Linked DNA regions of Homo sapiens: region 1 is linked to region 2. The links are chromatin loops, found by intact Hi-C in ENCODE. Cell type or tissue: psoas muscle. All regions are shown on one strand. Links, peaks and the distances in the headings refer to the core of each region. The heading gives the core; the rest is flanking DNA. Region 1 overlaps KCNB1 (potassium voltage-gated channel subfamily B member 1). Region 2 overlaps KCNB1 (potassium voltage-gated channel subfamily B member 1).

What was found. Hi-C counts contacts between places; a loop is a spot of excess contacts. Peaks named below come from ENCODE experiments on the same cell type or tissue, not always from the same donor. Only the 100,000 strongest peaks of a DNase experiment are listed, where the experiment ranks them.
Region 1: it touches region 2 in a loop (2.1-fold over the local background); 10 of 110 quality-filtered maps call a loop at or near these places.

What each region holds. Positions count from the first base shown.
Region 1 is chr20:49,395,832-49,407,424 of GRCh38, reverse strand. The region is part of intron 1 of KCNB1 (potassium voltage-gated channel subfamily B member 1); the gene reads left to right. The region is part of intron 2 of LOC105372649 (a long non-coding RNA gene); the gene reads right to left. Among named protein-coding and RNA genes, the nearest start is that of KCNB1, 81 kb to the left of the region's middle. In psoas muscle, for the core only: no CTCF peak of the experiment used is centred there; DNase peaks (open chromatin) are centred at 6,824, 7,376, 7,914 and 9,674; H3K27ac peaks cover 4,487 bases.
Region 2 is chr20:49,447,326-49,458,918 of GRCh38, reverse strand. The region is part of intron 1 of KCNB1 (potassium voltage-gated channel subfamily B member 1); the gene reads left to right. Among named protein-coding and RNA genes, the nearest start is that of KCNB1, 30 kb to the left of the region's middle. RefSeq lists enhancers at 10,786-11,297, 11,298-11,593. In psoas muscle, for the core only: no CTCF peak of the experiment used is centred there; a DNase peak (open chromatin) is centred at 6,538.

The DNA of each region.
Region 1 (11,593 bases), core at 2,379-10,378, 52 kb after region 2:
CTAGAGGTCATCTCATTGTACAGATGGGAAGACTGAAGAAGAAAGACTTGGCCAAGGTCGTACAGCGGGACGGTGGCAGAGCCGGGCCTAGAACCATTCTCAGTTTCCCCACCAGTCTCAGTTTCCCCATCTGTAAAATAATGAGCTGGACCATGTGGTCGGTGGCTGCTTGGCAAACTCTTCTCCCCACAAGACTCAAGTGGTGTTTCCTGCAGGAAGTCTTCCCTCACCTGCCCCCAGCTAACGTAGACGTGTTTCTCCCAAGCAGTGGGAGGGTCCCTGTCTCCCTTGCCTCAGCTTTGCATCTGTCTCTCCCCGCTGCCAGACGGAGGAAGACTAGGTCTTACTTGCTTTCGCAGACCCTCTCTGTGCTGACCCAGGGCTGATCATCTTTTAGCCTTGCCATAAATTTAAAATTTATTCATTTTTATTTGCCTATGATGTATATGAAATATACAGCCCTTCACTCATTCAATCAGTGACTAAAACACACCAGGCACTGCGCTAAGCACGGCAGATATAGCAATAAATGCAGCAAGCACGATCCCCGCACTGGAGCGCCCAGCTTGGTTGGGGAGATGGGCATTACAGCTAATTCTACAAATAGCTGAAGCTAGTTCGCAGGACCCAGAAGAGGGTGGAAGAGTGAGGTGCCCAGGATGCAAAATTGAAGGAGGAGCTCGCTCTCAGGGTGGTGCATGTGCACTTTGGTTCTGATAAGTGCCGCAAAGAAAAAAAGTGCAGACGCTCTGAAAATATGAGCAGAGAGTTGGAGCCTAATCAGGGAGGTAGAAGACAGCCAAGGAAGGCCACCTTGCATGGGTGAGACGTATAAACACGTGCACCTTCCAGGGTCACAGTTTTCCACTCCCAGAGCCCAAGTCCCCTTTATAAATAACAAATATTTTGTTAACTTCTCCCACCACTTCGTATTCTAAAATGAAATTCACAGATAATATACTATATATGTAACTTCAAAAAAATCAATATCATTCCCTAACTTTAGAACGAATAATTACAAGGACGTTTGTATTAAACTTGTGTGTGTTTCAGTATGCAAATGCCTGGTCAGGACAACAACACCAGAAAACACCATGAGGTTGTCAGATGCTTCCACTATACATAGAAGCACCATGAGTGTGACCGTGACAAAAACAGAGGTACAGGTGTGCTGGCAGCTCTGATATCCCAAGCAGCACTGACATCAGCTGCATGACTTTTCCAATACGATGAATAACTCCTGGTAAAGTTCTGAACAGAAGAAAGTCCAGTTCTTCCCTTGCTTCACCAGGCGTTGCCATTTCTGGAAAATTCAGGGTAGATTAAAACATTGGCAAAACATATTTGGCGGGTTTATATATAAAATGAAGTTACAGTCTAAAATTAATTTAAACAAGTTGTTGTTCACCTACCTGAGTATCCACTGGGACACTCCAACATTGAGCAGGACAAGAGAAGGTTATCCATGAGCAGGGCTGTCTCGTGCATTACAGGTCGCCTGGTGTCCTCAGCCTCTGCTCACTTCATGCCTGTGGCATCCTCTCCCATCCTTGTGACACCCTCGCACATTTTCAGGGCATGTCCTTATGGGTAGTGCCACCCTGCTGAGAATCACTGGATCCAACCTCCAGCTAACAGTGGCTCCTGCTCAGAAGATCTTGTTTTTTGTTTGTTTGTTTGTTTGTTTGAGACAGAGTCTCGCTCTGTCACTCAGGCTGGAGTGCAGTGGTGCGATCTCGGCTCACTGCAACCTCCACCTCCCTGGTTCAAGCAATTCCCCTGCCTCAGCCTCCCAAGTAGCTGAGATTACAGGCACCCACCACCACACCCAGCTAATTTCTGTATTTTCAGTAGAGACAGGGTTTCACCATGTTGGCCACACAGGTCTTGAACTCCTGACCTCAGGCAATCCGCCCACCTCGGCCTCCCAAAGTGCTGGGATTACCAGCTGTGAGCCACCACACCTGCCCACGGATCTTGTTTGTTATCTGTCAATCTTTGCATTCCTAATGGTTTGTTTACTTGCACTGTCACGATCAGGGTCCTTTGCACACTACGAGTGGCTTGTCTTTGCCTCCAATTTGTGCACCTCCCTGGTAATTATCCTTGGAAGCAGAGGAGGCAACACAAGCACAAATAAAGATTCCCAAGGCAGCAGCCCCTGGCTAAATCCACGGTGATTGTCTTGGCCACTCCAGCCTGACTCCGGGGACATTAGCCAGCTCCCACGTGTGATTACAGCCAGAAACAGGCCATTTGTGTGGTCTGGAACCCCTGCTGATTGTTCCTTGGAAAACCTGAACCAGAATGAGCTCTTCTATATGCCAGAGAATTTTAGCTAGAACAGAGTTTCACACCTGGGCATCTAATGTATGAGACTTGAGAAGGAAGAGAGACAAAGAAAAATTCTTTTATTTTTCTCCTTCACCTGTTGGCCTTTCCCTAACCACCCCCACCCTACCCTCTGCATTAGCTGGTTACCTTCCTGCCTCAAACAGAGAGGCCACATCTGGGATAAAATGCATCATTTCCTGGCTTCTGAGCTTCCAGTTTTCAGGTCCTCACAATATAAAGGTAGGGATTTTCAAAAGTAGGTGATAGATATTCATCTTACTGGTTATCGTTGGAACCAAACCCATGAGGATATGACTCTACTGTCCATTAATCCTAATCTTCCCCATCACCAGCAAGGTAGGTGTTCTCATTCCCATTACACATGAGAAAGCAGAGGCTCAGAGAGGGCCGTGACTTGCTCAGCCCCACACTGCCAGTGAGTGGTGGGGTGGGGTTTGTCCCAGATCTGCTGCCACCAGAGCACACCCTTGTCATAGCCACCCCACTGTAAAGCCATTTTCCCTCTCTTAGGGTACAAATAGCTGTTTACCCTATTTTCTATGAACAAATTTCCAAAGATGCCTCCGGGATGTGTGTGATCAAGCCAGTGAATTCAAAAATACAGTGCTTATTACGGAACTTAGTATTATGGAACTTAGTATTAGCTGGCCACCCACCCGCCTGGCTCTAATTAAAGGCCTGTCCGTCTTCTGCTTTAGAAATCATGGCTTTCTGGAGCCTGTAATTTCACCATTCGTGCTGAAGTCCTGGAGCACTGGGAGTGGAAGAATGGACTCCCCACATCTTATTGAGGCTGGTGAGACAGAGACAGATACAATTAGCATGGCCTGCCACTCAGGGACAAGACTAAAGTGAGTTAAGCGAAGCACTCACCTTGGGCACAAAAATCCAAGATCAGGCCAGGCACAGTGGCTCACGCCTGTAATCCTGTAATCCCAGCACTCTGGGAGGCCGAGGCGGGCGGATCACCTGAAGTCAGGAGTTAGAGATCAGCCTGGCCAACACGGTGAAACCCTGTCTGTACTAAAAAGACAAAACAAAAAAAAATTAGCTGGGCATAGTGGCCCATGCCTGTGATCCCAGCTATTCGGGAGGCTGAGGCAGGAGAATCACTTCAACCCGGGAGGCAGAGGTTGCCTGCCATGAGCCGAGCTAGTGCCACTGCACTCCAGCCTGGGCGACAAAGCAAGACTCTGTCTCAAAAAAACGAAACAAAACAAGATCAGTATTAATTTTTTCCTTTTCCCTTTCACTCCCATATGGCTTAGCACACCAGTGTTGCTGATCCTGTCTTTATTGAAAATATAGATATTTTGTTCATCATGGGGGGTTTTACATTAAGTTTGATTTTTTAAATGTTACATTAAAGTAGTATTTATCTTGCTTACTGAGTTATTTGGCAATGCCTTAAATTTCACACCCTTAATTTTTTTCACCCTGGACTCAGCCCTGCTGCCATTTCCCAGTTCATGTGACCTTTGTTAAGTCACCTCCCCTCTTTGAACTGCAGTTTTCCCATCTGTAAAATGGAGATACTAAAAGTACCTACCTTATTGGACTGCTGGATCTAAAGTCCCTGGCATACACTAGGCACTCAATAATGGCTGCCATTGTGGGGGAAGAGGGAAAACCGTGGTACTATTAGCATTGGGAACAAGACAAGACTTCACGACACAGGACTGTGCATTGCAAGACGTCTCTTATCCCTGGGTCCCACTCACTGAATGCCAGTATCACCATGATAACCAGAAACACCTGTCCTCCCTAACATTTCCAAAATGCCTCCTGTGGCAAAATGCCACCACCACTGGGCTAGATCACTGTCTTTGGAGTCACACAGCCCTGGGCTCAAATTCAGTTTGTCACTTAGCTGTGTGACCTTAGGCAAGTTCCTTAACTTCTCTGAGCCTTTTGCTTTCTTCATTTGTAAAACAATGATAACAATAGAGGTGACTTGAGTACTTGGATGTTCAGTTTTGGGTAGCAGCTATTATGAGCAGTATTTTGTTTGTATTCAAAGCAATAAGCTCTTCTTGGAGTTGAGCTCTCTTGTGGCAATTTGCAGGGTAGGGAGGGAAAGAGGGGGCCAGTGACCAGAGGGGTTGTAAAGAGAAGAGAGGCAGCTCTATCCTGTAAGCATGTATTGTTTGAACTGAACTGCATTTACATATTTTAATTAGTTACCCACATTAACAAATTGGGAAGAGTTCACCAAAAGAACCCCTAGACTTTCACTTGTTTGTTTCTACTGAGAAACTGGAAAATTAGACCACTCTGGGCCACATCTATTCCCTCTTGGAGCTGGTAGTGGCCGCCCACTTGAGAGGTGGCCCATGCACTCCTTCCTGGAGTTCGATATCCAGCCTGCTTTGGTCATTTGCACTTCCTGCCTAGCTGCAGTAGCTGGTTAGGTTTTCTTTTCTTTTTGTTTGAGACAGGCCCTTGTTCTGTCACCAAGGCTGGAATGCAGTGATGCAATCATAGCTCACTGCAGCCTCAATCTCCTGGGTTCAAGCAATCCTCCCACCTCAGCCTCCTGAGTAATATTAGAAATAAGTTTTCAGTGCCGCAAAAGAAACAGCACTCAAACATAAATTTAATTTTCTCAGCAAGGCAATTGTACTTCTATAGAAGGGTGCATCTCGCAGATGGAGCAATGGGGAGAGCACACCAGACAAGGGAGGGGAAGGGATTCTCATCCCAACGCAGCTAGTTCCTGCTGCTGTGTCTTTCCCCTATTGGCTAGGGTTGGACTGCACAGTCTAAGGTAATTCCGATTGGCTATTTTAAAGAGGCAGAGGTACAAGCTGGAGTGGCAGGGTGAGTAGTTTGGCGGGAAGGATGGTTACAGAACAGGTGACTCGGGATGATTAAGAACAGAGCAGGTGACCCAGGATGACTAAGAACAGACCAGGTGGCCAAAGATGACTAAGGTCAGAGCAGGTGATAGAGGCTAGGAGAAGATTGGTTGCTGAAACTAGGGGCAAGGAGACGTAAAGAACGAGAAAGTTAAACTTTAAAATGAAGAACAAAGAACAGGGGAGCTGAACATACTGATACATTGGTTCTTTGAAGAGGATCTCAGAACTCATTGTACTTAACAATTTACAGGCTAAAACCTTTGAAGACGAATTTATTATATTCTACAGTAGCTGGGACCACAGGTGTGTGCCACCACATCCGGCTACGTTTTTAATTTTTAGTAGTGACAGGATCTCACTATGTTCCCCAGACTGGTCTCAAACTCCTGGGCTCAAGCAATCCTCCTGCCTTGGCCTCCCAAAGTGCTGGGATTACAGGGGTGAGTCACTGCTCTGGCCTGGTTGAGTTTTCAATCCCAAACTGGCAGTAGAGGGGAGGAGAGAGAGCACACTATGCAGGAAACCAGAAAAAAGAGTTTTAAAAGTAAGCATAGGATTGCTACTGGGTTGTCAGGAAAGATAAGAAATCTAGTAGGAATTCGGAGTGCCTCAAAAAGTGGATGAAGGCTGGGTGCGGTGGCTCATGCCTGTAATCTCAGCAGTCAGGGAGGCCGAGGTAGGAGGATCACTTGAGATCAGGAGTTTGAGACCAGCCTCGAAACCCCATCTCTACAAAAAATACAAAAAGTAACTGGACATGGTGGCTCATGCCTGTAGTCCCAGCTACATGGGGGGCTGAGACAGGAGAATTGCTTGAGCCCAGGAGGTGGAGGTTGCAGTAAGCCAAGATCACGCTACTGCACTCCAACCTGGATGACAGAGCAAGACTCTGTCTCAAAAAAAAAAAAAAAAAAAAAAGAAAAGAAAAAGAAAAGAAAAAAAAAAAGAAAATAAGTGGTTGAGAGAATCTGGATTTTTGTTTGTTTGTTCAGTCTCCCAAGCTCTTTGCAAATTGCTAAGAGCCAGGAAAATGTTAACATCCTGGGGAAGGAGCCTTCGGAGTAGCCACAGCAGGAGCAAAAACCTGGAGGCTGGACTAATTCTTCATTGCCCAAGGAGAACAGGGGAGGGACGGGGAGAGAAGGAAGGAGGGAGGAAGCAAGGTAGGAAAATGCACGGATGGACAGATGGACAGGTGGATAGGTGGGTAGGTGGATGGATGGATGAATAGAAGAAGGAAGGAAATTGATAGATATTAGACAAATAGAAGAATAGAAAGTTGGGTAGATGGAAGGAGGCCTAGTTCTGCCTCTGAGCAGCAATCCATTAATAAGCACTTACAGAGTGCCTACTCTGTGCCCGACCCTGTGCTAGGCACTGTAGCAGAGACAGAAAAATTAAGTCAGGACTCTCCTTGCCAAGGAATTCACTGTCTTGTTGGAAGGCTCAAAGGCTGGGTCTGTTGCCCAAGGCAGCTCAGGTAAGAAGTAAAATCCACAGCAGTGCTTCAATTCTGCTCACAAACTGGGCTCCTCCACTCTGGTCTCAGAATTCTGAGGAGAACAGAATGATCCTGGCCTGGCTTCCTGTGGGGCCTGTGAGGGAGGCTCTTGGAATGTTCTGGAGCCCACCCAAAGGGCAGCTCAGCGAAGGCAGGAACGATGTCGGTGTTGTTCACTGCTGCGTCCCAGCATCTAGCAGAGTCCATCCTCATACCGAAGGCGTTCAGTGCCACCTCGTCAATAAATGAATGAGTAGGTGGGTCTGAGTCCCATTGGCTATGGCTGCAAGCAGTTCCTCTCACTTCTGCAACCTCGATTCCCCTGCCCCTACGATGGAACTAACAGTAGTGACTGTGCCCCACTCATGGGGGAGTGTGGTGAGGTTTAGAAGAGAATGAGAGGATTTTGAAAGTGCTTTGTAAACTCAGGAGAGGTTTACAAATGGGAAGTGCGATGCTAATAGCAGAAAGAGTAGTAGAAACAGCATCAGTGTAGCAATAATGGCCCCTGTGTTCACTGTGTTAAAAGTAGGATGATGCTGTCATTCCTGGCAGTGGCAATAGAAGTATTCATGAGAATAGTCGCTGTACTGGCGATGGCAGTGATGGTCATATTAATGGTGGTCATAAGAATAACATTACTGGGGCCAGGCGCGGTGACTCATTCCTGTAATCCTAACACTTTGGGAGGCTGAGGCGGGCAGATCACCTGAGGTCAGGAGTTCGAGACCAGCCTGGCCAACATGGTGAAACCCTGTCTCTACTAAAAATACAAAAATTATTCTCTGGTTTCTCTTCAGATCGTATAAATCTTTTGCCTTTTACTAAAAATACAAAAATTAGCCTGGCATGGTGGTACACTCCTGTAATCCCAGCTACTTGGGAGGCTGAGGCAGGAGAATTGCTTGAACCTGGGAGGCAGAGGTTGCAATGAACCAAGATTGTACCACTGCACTCTAGCTTGGGCAATAGAACAAGACTGCATCTAAAAATAAAAAATAAATAAGAGTAACATTAATTGGTAGCAAGAGAGAAAAGAAGGAAGAACATTCCAGGAGGAAAACAAGGTTCTGATTGCAGTTATAAGAGACAGAAATCCAATTCAAATTGGCTTAAGCTTGAAAAAAAATGGGAGGGGTGATGCAACTGCGAAGTTCAGAAGTGGTTCTGGCTCTGGCCCAGATACACAGGCCTCGAACAATACCATCAGTGCTTGTCATTGCAACTCAGTCTCTCTCCATCTTTTGTCTCTGCCCTCCTCTACGAGGGCTTCACTCTCAAGCAAGCTCTTTGGGCTCCAGGCTTCCTATCTCCCAGCTAGACATTTTCCCTCAAAAGAGAACTCCTGGCCGGGCACGATGGCTCATACCTGTAATCCCAGCACTTTGGGAGGCCAAGGCAGGCAGATCACAAGGTCAGGAGATCGAGACCATCCTGGCTAACATGGTGAAACCCCGTCTCTACTAAAAATACAAAAAATTAGCTGGGCGTGGTGGCATATGCCTGTAGTCCCAGCTACTCAGGAGGCTGAGTCAGGAGAATTGCTCGAACCCAGGAGGCGGAGGTTGCAGTGAGCTGAGATTGTGCCACTGCACTCCAGCCTGCACACAGAGTGAGACCCCGTCTCAAAAAAACAAACAAACAAAAAACAAAAAAACAAAGAGAACTCCTCCTCCCCCATGGTTGCAAAGTTCCAAGATCCACTCTCATGAAGCCATCTTGTGTCACATGCCCATCCCTCAGTCAATCACAAAGGCTGGGAGGGTTGGTCTATGCTGATTGGACCAGGCAGAGCCACATGGCCACTCCTGGAGCTGGAGGTGGCCTCAGAGTAGAGACATCAGAAGAGGGTGAGAGAGAGGTGCAGGGCAGAGGATCAGTGGGTGGCCTTCAGAGGTAGGACCAGATAAAGACGCCATGGGTCCCAGGACCTGGTGCTTGGTAATGCTCAACAATTAATGTTTTTAATTGTAAAACATTAATGTGCTGTAAAGATAGGGAACAACCCATAGGTTGTGAGGTAGAGCAGCCCTGGGTTCAAATCCCAGCTCTGCTACTTGTTAGCTGTGTGGCCTTGGGCAAAGCACTTGACCTCTCTGTGGCTTGGTTTCTTCATCTGTAAAATTGGATGAAAATGATCGATTGTTTTGAGTATTAAATGAGTTATTGCATTCAAAGCACTTAGAAAAGGGCCTGACACATTGTCGGTACTCAGTAAATGTTAGTTATTATGTTCATTATCTATTCAGTGTACTCAATGGTGCCAACTTATATGACTCACTAGGATTAAAATCTCTTCCCTCCACCTGGATGCTCCTTTCCCAGATCTTCATACAACTCGATACTCCATCTTTGGGTCTCAGCTCAGATGTCACCTCCTCAGAGAAGCCCTCCCTGACTACCATAGTTGATGATGTCCCTACAGCCAGTCTCTATCCCATTAGCCCATTTTCTTGCACCTTGAAGAGATCCTTTTTAATTTACCTATTTCCTCATTTCATGTCTGCTTCCCCCACCCAAATATCAGTTCCCTGAAGACAGAGTCTGTCTTGATCACTGCTGTGTCCTCAGGATCTGGAAAAGTGTTTGGCACATAGCTTGGCTCCATAAATGTTTGATGAATGAATGCCCCTTTTCTTCCCCGATAGTATTTCTGTGCCGCATCATCCATCAGGGAGGACACTGGGGCAAAGATGTAGCAAGGGGGGAGGGGTGCAGAGATGCATACCCCAAATAGCTGGGTTGGAGCTTCGGGGGGAGACCTAGGTGAGCCTGCCACCCCTCTGTCCCCCAAGAAGGGTCTTTTAGATCCCTGTCCCCGGTTGTGTAGAGGGTCTCAGCTCTGGGTGGCCTAAGAGGACAGGAGCGTTCTTCTTGACTTGGGTCATCCTAGCCAAGGTCAGGCTAAAGCCAGCAGGCCTGGGATTACACACCCTTGCACATCCAGCTGCTTAGCCGGATTAGTGCAGACGCCATGCCCACAGGCCTAGGCCCAAGACAGGGGCCCCGGGAGGGTGAGTCACAGGCCACCTCACCCTCCTACTCCTCTGGCCTTTCCTACACTGGAGAAGCCTCAAGACCTACCAGGGACCTGACAGAGTGGCTGTATTTTCTGTGTATATTTTCATTACTGTTTATTGAATGTCTACTGTATACCAGGCCCTGAACGGGGCACTTTACAGGCTCTCAGTCAGTCCTTCAGTCTGAGAGACTAGGGCTCATTTATTTATTTTTAAAATTCAGTTCCTCAATAGTTATTAAGCACCTACTATGTACCAGACACAGGTCTAGGCATGAGAGATGCTGAAGTTACAAAGATGGTCCCTGCTTTCATGGAGCTTTTAGAGGAAAAGACAGGCAGGGAGTAAATAAATATTTTCATTTTTTAATTTTTTTAATTTTTTTTTTTTTAGAGATAGGGTCTCGCTCTGTCACTCAAACTGGAGTGCTGTGGCGGTGACATGGTTCACTGCAGCCTCGACCTCCTAGGCTCAAGCGATCCTCCCACCTCAGCCCCCCAAGTAGCTGGGACTACAGGTGCACGCCAACTCACCCGGCTAATTTTTGTATTTTTTGTAGAGACGGGGTTTTACCATGTTGCCCAGGCTGGTCTCAAACTCCTGAGCTCAGGCGATCTGCCTATCTCGGCCTCCCAAAGTGCTGGGATTACAGGCATGAGCCACTGCGCCCAGCCATGAATATTTTTTAAATGCTCTTCAGCTCCTCAAGCCAGAGGTGAAGAAGTCGGGAAGGGAAAATGTGGATGGGCAGGTAGAGCTTTCTCGTGCACTCTATAGGCCCAGGAAGGATGTTTGTGGCCCATAACCCACGGCTGCTTGTGGGGAGCTTTGCCGTCTGTGAGAGAATAGAATATGGACAAGCTTTTACCACAAATGTTTGTTGAATGACTGAATGAATATTCTGCTGTTGCTCAGAAGCCTTCCCAAGCTCCCCATTGTCTGCGGGGTCTGGTCCAGACCCCTCAGCTGATGTTCACAGCACCCCCATGATCTGGCCCCAGGTGCTCCTCCGATTCCTCTCCATCTCAGGAAACACCACCACTATCCTCCCAGTTGCTCAGGATGAAAACCTGGGATTCCATCTTGACTCTTCTTTCCCTCGCCCCACACATCTGAGCCATCAGCAATTGGTTGATTTCACCTCCAAAATATAACTTGAATTTGTCTTCCGTACTGTGAACAGACACAGTCTCTTGCCTGGACACCTACCACAGCCTCCTCACTTTGATTCCTGTTTCTATTCCAGTCCCCCTACAGGCTGTTCCTAGGTGCAGCTCGGGGATTATTTTATTTTATTTTATTTATTTTATTTTATTTTATTTTATTTTATTTTACTATTTTTTGAAACAAAGTTTCACGTTGCCCAGGTTGGAGTGCAATGGCACAATCTCGGCTCACTTTAACCTCTGCCTCCCAGGTTCAAGCGATCCTCATGTCTCAGCCTCCCGAGTAGCTGGGATTACAGGCGCCCACCCCCGTGCCCGGCTAATTTTTGTATTTTTAGTAGAGACAGGGTTTCACCATGTTGGCCAGGCTGGTCTCGAATTCCTGACCTCAGGTAATCTGCCCACCTCCGCCTCCCAAAGTGCTGGGATTACAGGCATGAGCCACTGCGCCTGGCTAGAGCTAGGGGATCTTTAAACCTACATTAGGCCATGGCCGTGTGGCTCCCAGGATTCTCAGGTTCAAAACATCCTATCAGGTCTTAAAGGCCTGCCTCTCTTCTCTCTTTGACCTCAACTCTCACGCCCTTTGTCTTCCTCCCTAGCACCAGGGACACTGGTCGCCTTTCTCCTCCTCTTCTTGCCAATCTCTTCCCTGCCCCAGGACCCTTGCACTTGCCGTGACTGCTGCCC
Region 2 (11,593 bases), core at 2,339-10,338:
TTTCACATAGGTTTAAGCAACGATCTGATTAGCGCCTGCCTCCCCATCTGGGCTGTGATCTCCCCAGTAGTAGGACCTTGTCTGCTATAGGCATGTCTCTCCTGCATCTAGCACTTTGCCTACCTCCATGCAAATCTTCCATAAAATTTTGCTGGATGAATGGATGGATGAATTCAGAGGTTAGTCAAAGTTGGCAGAAACCACAATTCACCTTCCTTTGGTTGAGGAGTGGTGAGATGGTCTGAAATGTTCAGCTCGAACTCCAGCCAGAAGTTTCTTATCATCCACTGAAAGCACAGGGCACTAAATTCTTTACAAGTGGCCAAATACCTTCTCCAGTGCCCAGAATGTGTTGAATGATCATTACAGTGTCTTCTATCAGCTTTTCAAAGGTACCTATTTGGGTTATATTTTATGGGGTGCCATTACATTTTACTTAAGTAAACCCTACGTATGAAGACTCAAAACCCAGGAAACAGAAGTTCTGAGGGAACTATAGGCAGTGGCTCACGCCTATAATCCCAGCACTTTGGGAGGCCGAGGCGGGCAGATCACGAGGTCAGGAGATTGAGACTAGCCTGGCTAACAAGGTGAAACCCTGTCTCTACTAAAAATACAAAAAATTAGCCGGGCGTGGTGGCGGATGCCTGTAATCCCAGCTACTCGGGAGGCTGAGGCAGGAGACTGGTGTGAACCCGGGAGGAGGAGCTTGCAGTGAGCCGAGATAGGGCCACTGTACTCCAGCCTAGGCAACAGAGCAAGACTCTGTCTAAAAAACAAAAAAGAAAAGGAAAGAAATAAAATGAAGAATCCCAGGGAATTCACCAGAAATGTGGTTTAGCGGGAAGTTGTACTACCTTTGTGGGCAGGTGGGCCTAGTTCAAATCCCTGCTCCACCACTAATGCCGGTGGCCTTGGAAAGTCATTCCTCATCTCTCAGCTGACATTGCCTCCAGATTCCACCCTCCCAGCATGAAGGCCAGCAGATAAAATGGCCATTTTTTTCCTGACTCTTCCCATGAAGATTGCCTCTGACTGGACAGACTTGAGCCACATGATCATCTCTGAGCCAATCCCTGTGGCCAGAAGGGATCATGAGTGAGGGAACCAGTTTGGGTCAGAGACCACCATTAGGTCCAGGGGAAATACCTGAAATAGGATTTGCTTAATAGTCTTCTTTAGATTAAGTCATTAATTTTACTAAATCGAGTTGTTTTAACAGGAAATTTGATATTATGAAGAACTGGTGCCATTTGCCATAAATCATGTCATAAAATTCCAGCCAGATGCTGAAGCCTGATACCTACTCTCTGGGTTAAAAGGGAAGATGTGTGTTAGAGAGGTGTTAAAATGTCACTGGCTTCATACTGGGACTTTCCACTTCAGGGAGTCTGGGGGTCTGAAGACAATTGGAAAGGGTAGCACCTTCTCACTCTGTGAATCAATGTGATTCTGATGGCTTGTCCCTGGGCAGCTAAACCAGTCTTGGCTGCACATGAGAATCAGCTGAGGATCTTTGAAAAATCCCAATGCCAGACCACCCGCCAGACCTGTGAAATCGGGATCTCTGGGGATGGGACCCAGGGATTGGTGTTTTTCAAAGCTCGCAAGGTGATTCCACTGTGCAGCCAAGGTTGAGAAATCCAGATTTCAATGTAACTAATACTGGTGGTGTGTGCCCCACATTGCTACCCACAAGGGTTCAGCAAGTCCATTGGGCTGCAGGAAGGGGCTTATTGGAGACTGGGGTGGCCTGGCTGGCCAAAGAGTGTCACAGAAAATGGGCTCCTGTTTCTCCAAAGCATTAGCTGAACAGGAGTCTGGGAGAGTCATTTAACACTCTCAAATGGGAAGAAACCACATGTCTCTCTCCCAAGTCCAGAAGGATTTGATTCCCAAAATGAAATTCAACTCTGACCTGGATCCTACCCGCACTGTCTGGATCCAATTGCTTGTTACCTGAACCAGCTGTTACCTTTCCACCTATCCATCAACCATCCCAGACCCAGCTCTGCTGCTTCCCAGCTGTGTGGCCTCAGGCAAGGCACTCGGCTTCTCTGGTCTTCGGGTTTCTCATTTGCCTAACGGGGGTAGGCTGCTGGGCTCTGTGATCTTTAAAGACATTTCCACTTGGGAACCTGCAAGTCTTGAGAGGCAGCCACAGGCTCTTTAATTGGACACCCAAGCCCTAGGTCAGGAGTTCTCAAAACCCAGGCAGTTCAGATTCCGGGTCCATCGCCCAGACCACAGAATCAAAGTCTCTAGAGGCAGCCCAGGATCTGCATCCCTAACAAGGATCTCAACTGATTCTGACGCAGGTGATCCTCAAAACACTTTAAAAGCATATTGCCTATGCCTCAGTGTTCATCATAAAAGCCCCTTATCCAGAGATCCAGCCCACACGAAACATGCCCTCCTTTTTGCAGGTGAGGAAACTGAGGCTCAGAGAGGCAAGTCCTTCTTTACCTGAGGTTCTGCAGTGAGTCCACGGCAGAGCTGGGATTCAGACAATGACCCTGCCTAACTCCAAAGCTGGTGTCCTTCCCCTGTCTATGTGACATTCCTCAAACTTAACATCTCCAAAACTAAGCCCCACGTCCTCCCACTGCGAACTCGCTCCTGCCGATTTCCCCCCATCTCAGTATCTCTTTCCAGCCACAGAGGCCAAAAACCTGGGAGCTACTCATGACTCCTCCTTTGTTCACACTCCGTGTGGGACCTCTGCATAAATCCCAAGGCCCTGCTTTCAAAGTGTATCAGCCTCCAACCCCTTTTCATCACCCCCATGAACACTCCTGACCAAGAGTCGGCACGCTTTTCTTGAAAGGGCCAGATAGTAAATATTTGAGGTTTGCAGGCCAAGAGGCAAAATTGAGGATATTCTGTAGGTACTTACATAATCACTTAAAACGGAACCATTTAAAAATGTGAAATCTGCTCTCAGCTTGCTCTCGGGTTGTACAAGCAGGTGGCAGGTTGCATTTGGCCCGTGAGCCATAGCTGGCTGACTCCTGCTCCAGACCAGAAGTTCTCAACGGGGGGTGATTTTTGCCCCTCAGAGAGCATTTGGCATTGTCTGGAGATATTTTTGGTATCATACCAGGTGGGATGGTACTATTGGCACCTAGTGGGTAGATGCCGGGATGCCGCTAAACATCCACAGTGCACAGGACAGCCCCACAACAAAGATTCATTCAGCCCAAATGATGATAGTGCTGAAGTTGAGAAACTCTACTTTAGGACCAGGTACGGTGGCTTGTGCCTGTAATCCCAGCACTTTGGGAAGCTGAGGCAGGAGGATCACTTGAGCCCAGGGGTTCAAGACCAGCCTGGGTAACATATTGAGACCCCATCTCTACAAAAAATAATTTCAAAAAATTAGCCGGGCATGGTGGCACATGCCTGTGGTCCCAGCTACTTGAGAGGCTAAAATGGGAGGATCACTTGGGCCCCAGAGGTTGAGGCTGCAGTAATCCATGATTGCACCACTACGCTCCAGCCTGGGTGAAAGAGTAAGACCCTGTCTCACAAAAAAAAAAAAAAAAAAAAAAAAAAAAAAAAATTCTACTTTAGAGCAAGCCACTGTCATTTCTCACCTGGACTATTACAGTTACTTTCTCGCTGCTCACCTGCATCCACACTCACACGCTTCCCTGAAAGCCAGAGGGATCCTGTGAGAACCCACGTCAGGTCATGTCACCTCCCACTCAAAGCCTTCCAGTGGCTCCCATATCACTCAGTGTAACAGCAAAGTCCTCATGGCCCTGCAGGACCTGCCCCTACAAGACCTCTCTGACCTCATCTCTCCGTCTCCCATTGCAAATCTACCTGGGGGAGCTTAGCATCGGCTATTCCCGCTGTTCCCTGCACGACTTCTCTCACCTCCAAGTTCTTATTCAAGCATCCTCTCTTTAGGAAGTGACACCTTCCCTGACCCTCTATTTTCAAATGGCAGTTTCCACCCCCAGCCTTCCTTTTTTTTTTTTTTGAGGCAGTGTCTCACTCTGTCGCCCAGGCTGGAGTGCAGTGGTGCCATCTCGGCTCACTGCAACCTCCGCCTCCCGGGTTCAAGCAATTTTCTCGTGCCTCAGCCTCCCGAGTAGCTGGGATTACAGGCAAGCACCACCACATTCTGGCTGATTTTTTTGTACTTTTAGTAGAGATGGGGTTTTGCCATGTTGGCCAGGCTGGTCTCAAACTCCTGGCCTCAAGTGATCTGCCTGCCTCAGCCTCCCAAAGTGTTGGGATCACAGGTGTGAGCCACCGCGCCCAGCCCTCCTGCCTTCTTATCTCCCTTCCCTGCTTCATTCTTTTTCTCCACAGCAATAATTACTTCCTTCCCCAACCCCCTCCTCGCCCACCTGAATATGTGCTCCATGTGGGCAGGGGTTTCTCTTTTGTTTACTGAAGTATCTCAGGACCTGAATTAGTGCCTGGCACAGAGTAGGTGCTTCATCAGAATTTGCTAGTGAAGTAAGTTAGTGCACTTCTCTAGGCCTCAGTTTCCCCCTGCGTCAAATTTAGCCCCCAACTCACCCACCTCCAGATGCTGAGCTATTAGATTGTTTGCTCACTGTAGAGTGCTGTACCCAGGTGAAAGGGGTTCAGTTTGGCATGGGTGGTGTTGAAGTGTGGCCCTGCTCTAAGCGCTACTCAGAGCCGAAGCATCCAGGTCGTTTTGCAGCTGGGGTCAGGGCTGCAGCCAGGTCCTCACCTACCCCAAGGCTGCTCCACTGGTACCTAATTTCCTACACCTTCTCACAATCTCAGGTCTCGCCATCCTCTCCACGGTCTGTCGTGGGGCCTCCCGTGAGACCTGGTCAAGCCACCTTGTCTTTCCTCACCTTGTAACTTCATCTGCCCAGCCTGGTCCTCGAGCCAGGCCCCATTCTGTCTTCCCCTGGGGAGGCCCCCTTTGTGGGTACATTAGCTCAGAGAGCCTGAAAGCTACAATTCTGAAGTTCTGCCCTCAGTGTCTTGAAGGTTCTAGAGTCCTACAACTGGAATAGGCACAGCTTGCATGCTGTGAGCCTAGATGTGTGAGCAGGGCTGTTGTTTTGTTCGTACACTGGATGCAATGGCCGTGATGGAGGGTGGTGGAAACTGTATCTTGGTTCAATTCAGTCTCCCTTTTCTTCTAAGGGTTGACCCTAAGTTTGGGAGGTTTAGGTAGTGATGAATTAATACAATAAGAGGACACCCAACATTTTAAAATAACTAAAAGAGTGTAATTGGATTGTTTATAACACAAAGGTAAATGTTTCAGGGGATGGATACCCCGTCCTCCATCATACGATTATGAGGCATTGCATGCCTGGATCAAAACATTTCATGTACCCCATAGATACCCCTACTAAGTACCCACAAAAATAAAAAATACACACATTTTAAATTTAAAAGAAAAGAGGACAGCCAGTGTGGTGGACACTGTGAGTTCCTCACCTACACTCCATTTACGAGCTGGTGCACCCACACCCCAACTGCTGGCATTCCCCGCTGCTAACAGTTCACCACTGCCCCCTTCTCACGACTCCTGCCTCTCACAATTGCCCTTGGCCCATGGGAGTCGCCTGCCAGGGGATTTTAACCTGTGGCAGCTCTCCCGTCCTCCCACCAGGCAGACTGTGGACTCATTGAGTCAGGGGTACAAAAGCTCAGCCCTCTTTCTGCAAGGTGGGATCAACACCTGGTGCAATTCAGGCCGAAGCTAGACCTCAGCTGAGGCTACATCCTGGCTTAGCTCCTTCCCTATCCTGTCCTGCTTCTCTCTCTCCCCCATCTCCTAAAGGAGACGTGGAGCAAGAATGAATCACGTGCCTAAGAATCCCTGTCTCAGGCTCTGCTTTTAGGGATGCCCTGACATGAAGGGAGGTGATCGGTGTTATTTTTTTTTTTTTTTTTTTTTTTTTGAGACGGAGTCTTGCTGTCTCCCAGGCTGGAGTGCAGTGGTGCAGTCTTGGCTCACTGCAAGCTCCGCCTCCCAGGTTCTCGCCATTCTCCTGCTTCAGCCTCCCAAGCAGCTGGGACTACAGGCGCCCGCCACCACACCTGGCTAATTTTTTTGTATTTTTAGTAGAGACGGGGTTTCGCCATGTTAGCCAAGATGGTCTCGATCTCCTGACCTCGTGATCCGCTGGCCTTTGCTTCCCAAAGTGCTGGGATTACAGGCGTGAGCCACCGTGCCCGGCCAATCAGTGTTATTTAAAACTGACCTCCATGCCCAAGGGCTGGGGACTGGCAACTAAGAGTTACCCTCAGGATGGGATGGTCTCCCCCTACCTAGCTTCACCATCTTCCTGCCTTTTCCCTTCCATCTTCAGGGTGGGCTCTCATTGGCACTGTCCCCACACACACAGACTCCAGTCCATTCTCCATTTTCCCTGCTAGACTGAAGAGTTTGGCTGTTTCTGCTGACTTGGAGGGGACAATGACCAGAGCAGGCTGCAGTCCAAGCATTTGTTCACGAAGGGCTTTGAAAGGCTGGCCCGGTCCTCCCTCCCCACCTTGTTTGCCAGGAATGGTCCCCATCCCAGCGCAAAAGCTCTGGCAAGCCTTGTTTCCTTTCAGCCGGCGTTTTCTGAGGGTTAGCTTGGCAGGCTTCCGTGCTGACCTTGGATGGCTTAATGAAGTTGGGAGAGGCTCCATGCCAGCTCCCCATTAACGTGGCCTTTGAGAGAGCCTCAGGGGCTCCCAAATCTTTTGGCTTGCTCAGGCCCAAGGGTAGAGGAGGTGAGCCAGGCAAGGGAGAAAACAATAGCTTCAACGGCACCAAGATGCTGTGTGACCTTGGATGAGTCACATCCTCTCTATAGGTCTTGGGTCCCCCAGCTGTAACGGGAGGGCATTGGGCTGGGTGATTCCTCCCAACTCCCTGCTGTACTCATTCATTGGAAAACATGTATTGAGTGTCAAGTATGTGCCAGGCACTCTTCTAGGTGCTGAGGACATAGCAGCAAACAAAACAAAGCATCTGCCTTGTGGAATAGAATATCCCCAGCTGGGGGAATAGAAAGAATGTGGGATTTAGAACCAGAAGACCAGAATCTTTTGCCACTGACTTCTGAGCCTCAGTTTCCTCATCTGTAAAATGGGGCTGTTCTGAGGCATCAGTGAGATAGTGGATGTAAATGTTCTTGGTAGTAATCTTATGCAATACTTATTTAGCACCTACTGGGTTCCAAGGCATGGACATAATCAATAATTCTCATAATCCCTTCATAAAGAGGGATAATGGTGGCAGGTGAAGGCTCTGGAGCTGGACCGGGTCCAAATCGCAGCTCTGCCCCTTCCTGTGTGACCTCAGACAAGCTGCTGGGCCTCTCTGTGCCTCAGGTTCCTTTCCCATAAGACAGGTAATGATGATACCTGGATTATAGGGTTGCTGGGAGGACAGAGTGGACTCGAACTTGCGCAGTCCTTAGAACAGTGCCTACTGCATAATAAGTGCTCAATACAGGGGAGTTATGAGCTGTATGTTATTATTATTCATTTCATTTCACAGGAGAAAACAGATTTTCAGTTCTTGTCTGAGGTCACTCAGTAAGGGAAGCTGAAGAAAATGTGGAAGGAGCCCCCCACGGTGGCTGGACCCAGCATCAGGGGCTCTCCCCATCTCCTTTAGTCCTCTGAACCCAGAGAGGCTTAGCTGAACTGCAAGCTGAGGCCAAGGGATTTACAGCTCAGAAATCCCCATTTCTGAATGAGTCTGACTGAGTATCCATGCACATGTGTGTAAGTGTGAGTGGCTGTGCACACATCTGAGCATCCACAATAGGCATTGCCAAGAAGGACACACCATATGATTCCATTTATATGAGGCTCAAGAACAAGCAAAATTCAACTATAACAAGAGAAATCAGAACAGTGATTGCTTTTGGAGGTATTGACTGGAAGGGAACCCGAGAGAACTTCCTGGATGATGGAAATATTCTGGACCTTAACTGAGTTGGTGGGTACACAAGTGTATCTATTTATCAAAAGGCACTGCACTAAACACTTAAAACTTGTGCATTTTATTATGTGTAAGTTATACCTCAATAAATAAAGGAGCACTGGGAAAAAATAATAAGAGATCTAATTTACTGAGGAGTAATTAACCACATGCCGGGCGCTGTTCAAGACGCCTTACAGGTGTTCTGTAATGTAATCCTAACACAACCCCATGTAGCATTGCCTGTTATGTACATGCATGTACTCCATCCTGTGCGTATGTGTCTGAGGCTGCTTCTTAGCCGGCGTATGAGTAGTTCACAGAATGCATATGCACACGTGACACTGACTCATTCCTATACTTGGGGGCTAAGTGGGCACGTATGAGGGTGCACGTGTCCACAGATTTGTCCACGGGAATAGATTTCTGCCAGCACCTGTTTGCTCCCCTCAAGAGCATTAATGAACCGTGCTTCATGCGCCGTGCTGGCTGGTAGTTAGATGCTAACAGCATGCATGCAGGGGCCCTGGTCTGTGTAGACAAATCAAGCACTGTTATCAGACAATAATGGCAGGGGATCGACAGCCAGCCGCCTGTGCCAGGGAGGGGTGGGGACGCATGAGCACTGGGCAATTAGCATCTCTAAAGGGTGTCTCTGCTGAATGGTGGCTAATTTGCCGACATGGCCCCATCAGTCAAACTCAGCAGTCACTGAGTGGGGAATGCCGGGCCTCTCCAAAGATTTGTGAGTTGCTGCTGTTGGTGCCAGCTTTTGCACTGGGAGCAACTCATACCTTAAGACCTCACCCTTAAGAGGATAAGGGTGAACAGAGCCTGCCTGCCCACAACAGAGCCTGCCTGCCCTCTGACCTCTCCCCACCTCTGAGGATGGTTGGCCTTGTGAGCTTGGGATGATGTGGAGGCTCGGAGAGGGCAAGCAACCTGTTTAGAGTCAAACGGCCAGTGGGCCACCAACCCAGGAACTGAGCTTGGGTTTCCAGACTTGCAGGCATTGTACATTTCTCAACACCATCACTCACTCACATGACACAGTATTCACAATATTTTTGCCATTTCTTTTCACCAAAGGTACTATTAGTTTCTTGGTATTTTCCCTCAAGTGACTCTCTTTTTAAATTTTTAAAATTATTTTGTTTTATTTTTACTATTATTATTTTGATGCGGAGTCTTGCTCTGTCGCCCAGGCTGGACTGCAGTTGCACGATCTTGGTTCACTGCAACCTCCGCCTCCCAGGTTCAAGCGATTCTCCTGCCTCAGCTTCCCGAATAGCCGGGATTACAGGCGTGCACCACCACGCCCGGCTAATTTTTGTATTTTTAGTAGAGATGGGGTTTCGCCATGTTGGCCAGGCTGGTCTCAAACCCCTGGCCTCAAATGATCTGCCCGCCTCGGCCTCCCAAAGTGCTGGGATTACAGGCGTGAGCCACTGCGTCCGGCCCCTTTTTAAATTCAAATGTTTATTTTAAAAGGAAGCTGCCATTAATGGAAAACCAGTATCTGATACCCATAAGTTGAAGCAGGGGTGACCAACCACCCTTGCCTCCATTCACCTGTGAACTTTCAGTTTTAAAACCTAGATGGTTCTGGCAAACTGTATGGAGTTAATCACCTTAAATTGAACACAGGGTTAAAAATGAATACCACAAAAATAAACTAGGTTATTAAACTCGAACTGGCAGCTCTGAGCCTGGAGCCTGTCCTTACCTGTGCTGAAGGCGGAGCTCCATTAGAATGCTGGAGCTTCTCTTTCCGGTAGTCCCATGACAAGTCCCAGGGTTCACTCTGATTGGCTTGATTGGGGTCACATGCCCAGACTCTGCCAATCGTTGTTGCCAGGGGAATGCACCGTTCTGATTGGCCAGACCTGGAGCCAGAGGTGAGGCCAGGCTACAAGCCACGTGGCTTGAGAGCTGGGAAGGGATAGTTCCCCCAAAGGGTGAGATGGTTTGTTGCTAAAAAGAAGCCCCCTCTTCCTCCAGGTATGAGCAGCAGGTGACTCCTCTGCCCTTGCAGGAACAATGTCCTCTTGCTGTCCCAGGCTCTGGCTCCCAATCTGCCTCCTGCTGCCTGTGTCTCTTCCCCGCTCTGGTCCTCAGTCTCCTCATTTGTGAAATGGAGGGTTGTGCTGAATGATCTCTAAGCGTCTTCCAGGCTTTGATGTTATGTGATTGGTCTTCCCTGGGATGATTATTACTGGAGTTTGGTGGTGGCTGTTACTGTTTTACTCCCTCCCACTTGCCCAGAGATAGATGAGAAAAGAGAAGGTCTTATAACATGGTGAGAAGAGCATAAGGCATTTCCAGGTTCAAATCCCAGCACTGACAGTTTCTGGCTGTGAGATTTCAGACAAGTCACTTCACTCTCTGAGCCTCAGTTTCCTCATCTCTAAAATGGGAAGAACAATAGTATCTATGTAGAAGAGTCACATTGAGGATTAAAACTGGCAATAAGTCTAGACTGTTGGGGTGTATTTGGGTCTTTTGGGGTGTATTTGGGTGCAGGAAACTGAAAGTCAAATGAAACTGGCATGGACAATAAAGGGCATTTATTGGATAGTGCAACTGAAAAGCCCAGGCAGTGTGTAGCAAGGGTAGGGAGGGGATCATGATGTCATCATTGTGTCAAGGATTTACTCTGCTTTGTCCTCCTCTGTGAGCCAATTTTTCTCTTGGGCTGGCTCCCCTCATGGGAGTCCCAAAGGCTGCAGCATTTCTAGGCGTCACACATGCACTCTACGTTATCCAGAAGAGAAGGGAACTCCCAGCATTCCTGGCCAAAGCTCAGAAGTCAATAAATTGGCTTAGCTTGAATCACATGCCCCACTCAGCAAGCTCTCTAGCTGGGGGATGCCATGTGCTGACTGGCTTATCCCTGGGGCAGGGGGCAGGGTCAGCTTCCTCAGAACCACAGGGATCCCCACGGAGTGGTTGGGAAGGGCCCCTGCATGCTGGGAATGATGCAATCAAGCATTGAGGATCACCAGCGACTCTAGCGCTGAGGCTCTGAAAGGGCTTTCCAGACATCTCCTGTCCCGAGCTATCATTTTACACAAGGGGGACACTGAGGCTAAGAGACGGGCTGATTTCAGGAGGGTGTCACTTGGAAAATGACGATCAAGATCTGCCTTGGCTGATTGCTGTAAGACCCCAGTGAGATGAAAATAATGCTTTGAGAAAGAAGGAAAGAAAGGAGGAAGGACTCAAATAGATCACAGACCTACTAGGTGCTAGATTTTCTGTACCTGTCATGTCATTTAATCCTCGTAGCCACCCCGGGAAGCGGGTTTTGCCATTACTCCCAGTTTACAGAGGGGAAATGTGAGGCTGAGAGAGCTGAGGTCACTTGCCTAGGGTCACACCCTAGGAAGCAGTGCCAAAGGGCTGCGAAGCTAGTTGTGTACGATTCTGGTCCAAGGACACTTGCATTTAGTGTGCACCTACTGTGTGCTAGGTGCTTCCCAGGCCACCATCTCTTATGTGAGTGCTCAGTGGGTCTGCCCATAGCGGGGGATGTGTTCTCAGGAGAGAGCAGGGATCCCTTCTTGGCCACCAGAAATGGTCCATTTTTCAAGTTGTCTTTACCAGTGGAGACTCTATGACTTCTTTCTTGTTCTTTCTGTAACCTGGTCCCCTCCCCAATCC